Regions from separate parts of the Homo sapiens genome. Here region 1 is linked to region 2. A link is an interaction called in ENCODE POLR2A ChIA-PET data of the cell type or tissue named here. Cell type or tissue: Panc1. All regions are shown on one strand. Each heading gives the region's core, and the rest is flanking DNA. Links, peaks and the distances in the headings are about the cores only.

Region 1 (5,247 bases), core at 521-4,520, 140 kb after region 2:
TAATAATAATAATAATAATAATAATAAAATAATGACAATAATAATACCATTTACCTAGTTTTAGGCTTATAGAAAGGATCAAAGATATCTAAATGCTTTACCAACAACTAAAAATCGAGACAAATATAAAGTGGTATTATTATTCTTCCAATAAGGAATGATGAAACTCTAAATCATATTGTTCCATTCCTCCAAGAAGCAAACCATAGTTCAGTTCAACAGAACTAAATTTATTTATTTATTTATTTATTTCTTGAGACGAAGACTCACTCTTGTCGCCTAGGCTGGAGTGCAATGGCATGATCTTGGCTCACTGCAACCTCCACCTCCCAGGTTCAAGCAATTCTCCTGCCTCAGCCTCCCGAGTAGCTGGGATTACAGGCGCCTGCCACCACACCCAGCTAATTTTTTTATTTTTAGTAGAGACGACGTTTCACCATGTTAAGGCTGGTCTCAAACTCCTGACCTCAGGCGATCCACCCGCCTCAGCCTCCCAAGGTGCTGGGATTGCAGGTGTGAACCACTGTGCCCGGCTGCAGAACTAAATTTAAAACTCTCAGGAATAACACACTCTCCCCAACATTCTCCCTCTGGCTTCTTAATTCAAGCAATGGTGTCACTAAGCATCTGAAAGCCAATCTGTTAGCAGAACTGAGAGACAAAAAATCTACAAAATTTGAAAAGCTATAGGACAAACTAAGGGGAAAAGGGTAAGGAAAGAAAAGGACTACTGGGGACAATGAGTTTATTTTCTGCCTGTAACTGTTAGTGGGAATGCACAACTCTCCCTAATTCTGGGTACTCTGCCCTGAAAATTAAACACTATTATTTTAAAATGATATCCTAGTTGTTTAGAAATGCTTAAAGGAGTGAAGTTCAGGAAATGGCTTAAAGAAATTACAACTTAACACATAGCATTTAGAGGCAGACAGTCATCAGGAAAGTGATCTGAAGCTCACTGTCAGCTCATACCAAAGTGGTCCAAAGCTCTGCTCTGCTTCCCAGGCCAGGCGGGAGGAAAGGCCTGGGGACTGCACATCCCACATGATTTAAATTTGAATAAATCTTGGAACAGGAACATCAGCTTCGTCAGCTTACTCAAATGCTTTTGAGTCATACATTTTCTATTTGAATGAAGAAAAATCTCCCAATCCTCTTCTCTCATTTCAACCCTTTTACACTAGATTAGAGATTTCCAGATAGTAAAGATTAATTCGGAAAACTTAGAAATTACAGTTGGAAAATTCCAAGGCCCAACACAGAGGTGTTAAAGTTGGGAATGAATGGAAGACTGCTTGAGCTTTACTTTTAAGTAATGTTGTTTCCAACGGCTCATGGTTTTGCTTCTACAACCTTTTGAGTTTGGTAAAAGATTATACCTGAGAAGTTGCATTGTGTGGAGGAAAAATAGAGGCTGCCTCCCAAATTAATTTTTTTTGAAAACTTCTAGCTCCAATGAGTCATTATTAAATTTCAATCAAGGTTCCTGAAGAGTCTGAGTCTAATTTTTCTCATCTGTAAAATGGGCTTAATCCTCCTTCCCTCCCTCCCTCCCTCTCTTCCTCCCTTCCTTCCTTCCTTCCTATTGGGTATATGTGAAAGTTACATGAGAGAGCATAGGGAAAGATCCTAGGCCCATATTCGACATGTAGGAGTTAATAAATGATGGCTACACTCTTCACATCGCTGATATTTTTTTTTTTTTTTAAGACAGAAACAACATTGTTCTGTCACCCAGGCTGGAGTGCAGTGGCACAATCTCAGCTCACTGCAACCTCCGCCTCCTGGGTTCAAGCGATTCTCCTGTTTCAGCCTCCTGAATAGCTGGGATTACAGGCATGCACCACCACGCTTAGCTAATTTTTGTATTTATAGTACAGGTGGGGTTTCACCATGTTGGGTCATGCTGGTCTCGAATTCCTGACCTCAGGTGACCCACCTGCCTCGGCTTCCCAAAGTGCTGGGATTACAGGTGTCAGTCACCATGCCCGGCCTGCTTTCTGATTTTTAACCGTCATATTGACCAAGACATTCCCTCTTTCTCCTAAGAATAAACTTTGATTCAGCTTTTCTTCAAGATGGAGACAGACTTTTAGAAAGAACAATTATAAGGTAGAAAGAAATTTAAAAAAAAAATTAGAAAGAACCTTCCAAACAGAGTGAGTGTCTTGAAAATTTTATCTCACTTAAAGTTTGTCACAATTTTTCAAGAAAGGCCAAAGACTGATGTGAAGAATACTGAATCACAGAAAAGGGATGCATGACCACAATGCCAAGGGTCACCAGCCAACCTAAGAAAGCTTGAACACATGATTCCTTTATAAACCATGTTTACACTAGGGTAGAAAACCACTACTTTTGGGGGACACAAATATTTTCTGTCTTTTCAACTTAGCAACTGAATATACTTTTCTACCACACAGGCTCCAGTTTTGGAAGATCAAGTTAATTCCTCTCAAATATGACATGTTCAGGCCTTAAAAAAAAAGAAATCTGAAGAAGCTTGTTCTTAACTGAACTACCATTAGGAAATGAAGAAGTTCTGAACTTTTTCTTTCTGTTTCAAAAACAGGACATCAATAGTGGCATCACTCATTCCCTGCTCTGTCACTTCTGGCTACTGAGCTACCTGATTAGGGTGGAAAAGGGGGAAAGCTAAACCCTGCTCACCTGGCTCCTTCATGAGCAAACTCTGCTCACCTGGCTCCTTCATGCGTGAGGCTGCTCAGTGAGGTACATGGGGACTGCCTGTGAATTTTGGTCACTTGCAGTTCTCATGACACCACTCTACCCCGGCCCCCACAAATACACTTTTATTAGATCCCCCAAGATGGTTGACAGTTGCCCAAGTTAGGGTGAGTCATTCAGCATCTAAAATTTGCTTCTAACCAAAAAGAGCTCAGACTAAGGGAATGATTTTAGTACTCAAAATTATCAGAGGAAAATAAAACAAAAATTCTGATGCCAAAAATTTGAGTCATTTCCCTATGTACAACAACTCGAAGGTACCTCCTCTTGACTGGAAAAGAAATCCCTCGGGTGACTTATTTAGGATCAAAGTCTTTTTGAAAATAGAAAGCCTTACATTCTCTAAGGGAAAGATCACTGTCTGAAGTGAATTTCATTTACCCTGAAGTTTTGTGCCAACTTAAATACACTAAAACCCCAATGCTTATGAGAAGGCATTCACCTATTACTTGCTTATAGGTACATGGAAAAGCTATTATGGGGATAATCAGCTCAACTATAAAATGGAGCAGTCATACATAATGACAAAAACAGATACAAGTCATAAATTGCCTTTTCGCCTTCAGAATCCATGCAGGGACTCACTCAGTGCATTCTTTTGTGCAAAGATAAAATTTTCACCTTGAATAAACATTGCTCTTAGTTTTGTCTGAGCCTTATAAATACAGTGACTGCAAAGTAAACAACAACAAAAAATGCTGTTTCTTAAACAAAAGGCAGATGGGCCCCTCTCTCCTCAACAAGGTCATAGTATATATGATAGAAGGCTGGCTGATGGCAGGGGCTGGCTGAGAGTCTCTGTGCAGGGACAGGAAAGTCAGTTTCCACTGGATCATGGCTAGGCACCAAATCTGGTGTCCTGGGACAAAGGGCTGGTGAAAGGTTTGCTTCGAAAAGAAGCAGCTCCTCCACACTGCTGTCCCAAACAGAAACCAAAGAAATGGAACAAAATGGTATTTAAAGTCCTAGCTAGATTTTCTACTGAACTATCTGAACTGTCTGAATTTCTCGTTTTCTCGGTCTCAACTTGCTTATATTTATCTTCAGACAGTTTTCCTAAAAGTTATCAAAGTTCACTGTGGGACTAGGTAGGGCTTTTTGTTTGGTTTGCTTTTTATTTTATTTTTTTGGTTTATTTGTTTAACACATAGAGGCATGTCTAGAATAAATCTTGTAGTTAAGTGATATCTCAAAAGTCTAATTAAAAATGAGAACTGAGATGCCAGTACAGAAGAGCCAGGTCTCAGCTCTGTAGTGACCTGGCTGATCTTGGGAAAGTCACCTGACCAATCTGGGCCTCAGTTTCTTCATTTACATAATGGGGCTGAAAATGCCCATCTAGCTACTGACCAGGTAATTCTGATGATCAAATGATATCACATGAGTAAAACCATGGTTGCAATTGCCAAGGTTCTTATTGCCTATAAAGAAGACAGTGACAGCCACAACCAACCTAACACGAGAATGACGGTGGGCACCAGCACTTCCTGAGGGCCTGCTTTGTGCCAAGAATGCTACCATAGTGGTCACTGACCAGCTACACAGTGACATCAAATAAGAGGCTTCTGGTGGGAAGTCAGCAGTAATTAATGTTTCATATTCTCTGCAGTGCCTAGAAGAATGCCTTACAAACACAAAGGAAAAACATCCTGTAAGAAAAAAAAAAAAAAAAAGACCTTCAAAATTAGCTGGACTTGGATTCAGATCCACCCCTGTCACCTCTAGCTGTGTGACCTTGAAGACTTAACTTCTCTAACTCTCAGTTTCCTGATTGGCAGAATAGAGCTTAACATACAGAAGACAATGTATATAAAGGGTCTCTCACCAAGCCTAACCAACAGGAGGTGCTCAACAAATGTTTATACATTAGTATGTATTCCACAATGAAGTGCAGTGTTTCAACCCTGTTCCTACACCTTTTCCTACTAATGCTGTTTGTACCAAGAAATCATCTAAAAAATTAGATCTCTGTCAAATTCATAAAAAACAAAACTGATTTAAGACAATGAAACAATGGCTAAAACAACATAGAATAAAATGCATTAACTAAAAAGTGGCAGAAAACTCACATCTCCTTGACAAAAATTTGATCTGCAGAATTTGAGCTGGGAAATTTGGGCCTGGTAGAAATAAATACCACAAAGCAAAAGAGAAAACTACCATACAACTATAAAAGTTATTAGTAAAATTAACATGTAGCAAACAATGAACAATGAATTCTAATTTACATGAATAGCAAATAACCACTATGAAAATAATTTGTTAAGAACACGACAAATTATGAAAATATCTGTATTCATAAACACAGAATCAAAACAAACATGGGATCAAAAAGGTACCCAGAATCAAAAGCATCCTATATTGACTTGATAAAGACATACTGAAGGGGATGAGGCTGGGCGCAGTGGCTCAAGTGTGTAATCTCAGCACTTTGGGAGGCCAAGGAGGGCAGATCACTTGAGGTCAGGAGTTCAAGACCAGCCTGGCCAACATGGTGAA
Region 2 (5,247 bases), core at 819-4,818:
AACCCTTCTGCCTTGACTTCCCAAAGGAGTGCAACAAGGATCCCTAAAGTCTGATTGGACTCTGGGAGTTGCAAGCCCCGCCAGCCCTCCCCAGTTGCATTGAGAACCAATCGCTGTGTTAGCAGAGTGGGACCCTGGCGTCCCAGAGCCCCAGGGGCTCAGAAGGGCAGGGCCTGGTCCCACCCCACCCCCTCCCTCTCAGCCAGGAGCTTTCAGTCTTTTTCTGGATCTTTTCCCAGAGGAACCAAAAGAAAAAGCACTGGGCAGAATCCCAGGAGGCCCCATTCTGGTCCCTCTCCCAGATGGTTTAGCACTCAGAGAGCCTTGAGAGTGAGCGTGGAGAGCTAATTCTGTCCTTAGCTTGGCCATGCAAAGAAGAGTGACAAGTGCCAAACCCCCAAGGGGCAGGATGGGGCAGGCCAACCCTGGGAAGAGGACTTGGGTCCTGGGAAATAACCTCATTGCCATGCTTAGGGTTCCTCCCCATCCCCAAGGAAAACCAGATTGGAGGTAGGGATCCAGCCCAGGGAGGCAGCAGACCCAAGCCCCATGCTGGCACCATTCCAGGGGCTTGGACTATCCGGCCTGGTGAATGGTCAGGAATTGAGTCTGTGGCCACTGCCCTGCTCCCAGGGGACAGAATGCTTTGACAAATGGACTTTCTTCTTCTTGAGCCAAACTGATGTCCGGGAGGGACCAGGGTGACAGAAAGCTCCTGGGCTGATCACACGGACAGCTCTGCCTGATGAGGCAGACAGCCCTTGCCCCTGGGGATGTCCCAGTTCAGTGGGGATCAAAAAAGGAGCCAGGTCACAAATACACGAACCCCACTGCCCCAGTCCTAATCAGCACAGAGGGAAGAAGATGGTTGTGGTTTGTGGACAAGAGGGTCATCTACGGTGAGAAGCAACCCCCACCCACCACAGCACATCTGGGACTTCTGACCCTGAGGGGTCTTCTCTGATATTCAGGAGAGGCCTTCCAGGGGAAGCAGGTCTGTGATAAGAACCCAGAGGTCTATGCCTGTGAAGAGGGCTTCTATATATGGGCACCCCTCACTTGAGGAAAAGCCAGGAGGTGACAAATGTCCCTTGTATTAGTTCATTCTCACACTGCTATAAAGAACTACCCAAGACTGGGTAATTTATAAAGAAAAGAGGTTTAATTGGCTCCTGGTTCCACAGGCTGTACAGGAAGCATGGCTGGGGAGGCCTCAGGAACATTAACCTCAGGAATCATGGCAGAAGGCAAAGGGGAAGCAATCACATCTTCACATGGCCAGCAGGAGAGAGACAGAAGGGGAGAATGCCACACACTTTTAAACAACGAGAGCTCATGAGAACTTACCCACTATCACAAGAATAGGGAGGGAGAAATCCGCCCTCATGATTCGATCACCTCCCACCAGGTCCCTCCCCCAACATTGGGGATTACAATTCAACATGAGATTTGAATGGAGACACAGAGCCAAAACATATGATTCCATCCCTGGCCCCTCCCAAATCTTATGTCTTTCTCACATTTCAAAACCAATTATGCCTTTCCAACAGTCTCCCAAAGTCTTAACTCATTCCAGCATTAGCTCAAAAGTCCAAATCCAAAGTCTCATCTGAGACAAGGCAAGTCCCTTCTGCCTATGAGCCTGTAAATCAAAACAAGTTAGTTACTTCCATGATACAATGGAGGTACAGGCATTGGGTAAATGCTCCCATTCCAAAGGGGAGAAATTGGCCAAAATAAAGGGGCTACAGACCCCACACAAGTCCAAAACCCAGCTGGGCAGTCATTAAATCTTAAAGTTCCAAAATAATCTCCTTTGACTCCATGTATCACATCCAGGCCACGATGACACAAGAAGTAGGTTCCCAAGGCTTTGGGCAGCACCACCCCTGTGGCTCTGCAGAGTACAGGCCCAACAGCTGCTTTCACAAGCTGGTGTTGAGTGCCTATGGCTTTCCAGGCACACAGTGAAAGCTGTTGGTGGATCTACCATTTTGGGGTCAGGAGGACAGTGGCCCTCTTCTCACAGCTCCACTAGGCAGTGCACTAGTGGGGACTCTGTGTGGGGGCTACAACCCCACATTTCCCCTCCGCACTACTATAGTAGAAGTTCTCCATGAGGGCTCCACCCCTCCAGAAGACTTCTCTCTGGACATCCAGGTGTTCCATACATCCTCTGAAATCTAAGTGGAGGCTCCCAAGCCTCAACTCTTGCCCTCTGCGCACCCACAAGCCCAGCACCACGTGAAAGCTGCCAAGGCTTGGGGTTTGCACCCACTGAAGCAATGGCCCAAGCTGTACATTGGCGCCTTTTAGCCACAGCTGGAGCTAGAGCAGCTGGATGCAGGGCATCATGTCCCAAGGCACCAGGGCTCTGGGCCTGGCCCACAAAACCATTTTTCTCTCCTAGGCCTCCAGGCCTATGATGGGAGGGGCTGTGCAAAGGTCTCTGACATGTCCTGGAGGCATTTTCCCCATTATCTTGACTATTAACATTCAGCTCCTCTTTACTTAAGCAAATTTCTACAGCCTTGAATCTCCCCTACACACACACCAAAAAATGGGTTTTCTTTTCTACCACATGGTCAGGCTGCAAATTTTCCTAACTTTTATGTTCTGCTTCCCTTTTAAGTACAAGTTTCAATTTCAGACCATCTCTTTGTGAACACATATGAGCATATGCAGTTAGAAGCAGCTAGGTCACCTCTTGAATGCTTTGCTGCTTGGAAACTTCTTCTGCCAGATACCCTAAATCATCTCTCTCAAGCTCAAAGTTCCACAGATTCCTAGAGCAGGGACACGATGCTGCCAGTCTCTTTGCTAAAGCACAGCAAGAGTGATCTTTCCAATTCCAGTAAGTTCCTCCTCTCCATCTGAGACCACCTCAGCTTAGACTTTACTGTCCATATCACTATCTGCATTTTGGTCACAACCATTCAACAAATCTCTAGGAAGTTCCAAATTTTCCCACATCTTCCTGTTTTCTTCTGGGACCTCCAAACTATTCCAACCTCTGCTTAATACTCAGTTCCAAAGTCGCTTCCACATTTTCAGGTATCTTTATAACAATGGCCCACTCGTCTGGTATCAATTTTAGTGCCATTCTCACACTGCTATAAAGAACTACCTGAGACTAGATAATTTATAAAGAAAAGAGATTTAATTGACTCACCATTCCACAGGCTGTACAAGAGGCATGGTGGGGGAGGCCTCAGGAAATGTACAATCATGGTGGAAGGGTGAAGGGGAAGTAAGCACATATTCACATGGCAGCAGGAGAGAGAGCAAAGAAGGAAGGGGTACACCTTTTTTTTTTTTTAGACAGAGTTTCACTCTGTCACCCAGGCTGGAGTGCAATGGTGCAATCTCAGCTCACTGCAACCTCCGCCTCCCAGGTTCAAGCAATCCTCCTGCCTCAGCCTCCCGAGTAGCTGGGACTACAGGCATGTCACCACTCCTGGCTAATTTTTGTACTTTTTATAGAGAGGTCGTTTCACTATTTTGGCCAGGCTGGTCTCAAACTCCTGATCTTGTGATCCGCCTACCTTGGCCTCCCAAAGTGCTGGGATTACAGGTGTGAACCACCATTCCTGGCCAGGGCTACACACTTTTAAACAACCAGATCTCATGGAAACTCACTCATTATCATGAGAACAGCAAAGGGGAAATCTATCCCCATGATTCAAACACCTCTCACCAGGTCCCACCCCCAAACCTGGGGATTAAAATTCAATATGAGATTTGGGTGGGGACACAGAGCCAAGCCATATCATCCCTCAACCCAAAAGGAAGACTTGGGGACATCCCTGGCATGCTGAGCTCCCTGAGAGTGGGGCTGTCACACTGTGATGTGATTTACTGATATTTGTTACCACACAGCTCTCCATAAATGAGGGCTGTCCACTGTGAACCAGAGGTGGCTCAGACTGGGCCAGGGGGCCACTGCCTCTGAGCTGTACAGGGTCCAGCCCCCACAACCCCCTGAGGCACTCAACTCACAGCAGCCCTGGTGCTTAGATGCCCCTTCCAGGGTGCCCCAGTTCTCCCAGACCCACCATGAGGCCAGGGGACTCCCCAAGAGGTGGGAGGCCCTGATATTTGGAGGGAGGAAATTCACACGCTGGAGTTCCACTGGCCCGGGTTCAAATCCTGGCTCCGCCAACTTTTAGTGTGACGTGAACTTTTTTCACCTGCAGAGCAGAGGTGATGCAGGTCCCTACCTGCCTCCTGGGGCTGTGGTAAGCATCCAGTGCTCATGGGATCTAAGAAGGCCCTGTGAACTTCTGAGGGCGTGGTGTGATGCTGGTGGCTCCCACGGCTCCCAGCCAGGACCCAGCTGTCCCCCAGAACACATGGGCTCACCGCCTTGGTTTGGCCTGTGACAGCAGTATCCTGCAAAGCCTGGCTGGTTCCCATGTGATTGGGGTGGGATGAAGCTGTGGCTCGGAACACACCAACATGGGCTGGGCACAGTGGCTCATGCCTGTAATCCCAGCAATTTGGGAGGCTGAGGCAGGTGGATCACTTGACGCCAGGAGTTCAAGACCAGCCTGGCTGGCCAGGCGCAGTGGCTCACGCCTGTAATCCCAGCACTTTGGGAGGCTGAGGTGGGCAGATCACAAGGTCAGGAGATCAAGACTATCCTGGCTAAAAGGGTGAAACCCCATCTGTACTAAAAATACAAAAAATTAGCTGGGCGTGGTGGCACCTGCCTGTAGTCCCAGCTGCTCGGGAGACTAAGACAGGAGAATCACTTGAACCCAGGAGGTGGAGGTTGCAGTGAGCCGAGATCGTGCCACTGCACTCCAGCCTGGGCCACAGAGCGACACTCTGACTCAAAAACAAAAAAAAACAAAAAAAACACCAGCCTGGCCAACATGGTGAAACCCCGTCTCTACTAAAAATACAAAAATTAGCTGGGTGCAGGTGCGGTGGTGTGTGCCTGTAATCCCAGCTACTCAGGAGGCTGAGACACAAGAATCGCTTGAACCCAGGAGGCAAAGGTTGAAGTGAGCTGAGATTGCGCCACTGCACTCCAGCCTGGGCATCACAGCGAGACTCTGTCTCAAAGGAAAAAAAAAAAAAAAGGAAAACCCCAACATGGTGGTGAGTGAGGAGCAGGGGAGGCCCCTGGGGAGGGCAGAGCAAAGGGGCCCTGCAGGACAGGAAGTCTACATGGGAATGGGCTGTGGTCCTCCAGCACATAGCAGGTGGGCAGGATATTTACAGGACATTCTCTGCACCTCC

The links. ChIA-PET counts read pairs that join two places held together with the same protein. Peaks named below come from ENCODE experiments on the same cell type or tissue, not always from the same donor. Only the 100,000 strongest peaks of a DNase experiment are listed, where the experiment ranks them.
Region 1: POLR2A ChIA-PET joins it to region 2 with 7 read pairs; 4 of 35 experiments call an interaction of 5 or more read pairs at or near these places.

What each region holds. Positions count from the first base shown.
Region 1 is chr1:12,422,023-12,427,269 of GRCh38, reverse strand. All of the region lies in intron 65 of VPS13D (vacuolar protein sorting 13 homolog D), which reads right to left. Among named protein-coding and RNA genes, the nearest start is that of SNORA59A, 83 kb to the left of the region's middle. In Panc1, for the core only: a CTCF peak has its summit at 4,405; no DNase peak of the experiment used is centred there; H3K27ac peaks cover 2,112 bases.
Region 2 is chr1:12,560,457-12,565,703 of GRCh38, reverse strand. No RefSeq gene overlaps it. Among named protein-coding and RNA genes, the nearest start is that of MIR6730, 16 kb to the left of the region's middle. In Panc1, for the core only: no CTCF peak of the experiment used is centred there; no DNase peak of the experiment used is centred there; H3K27ac peaks cover 3,030 bases.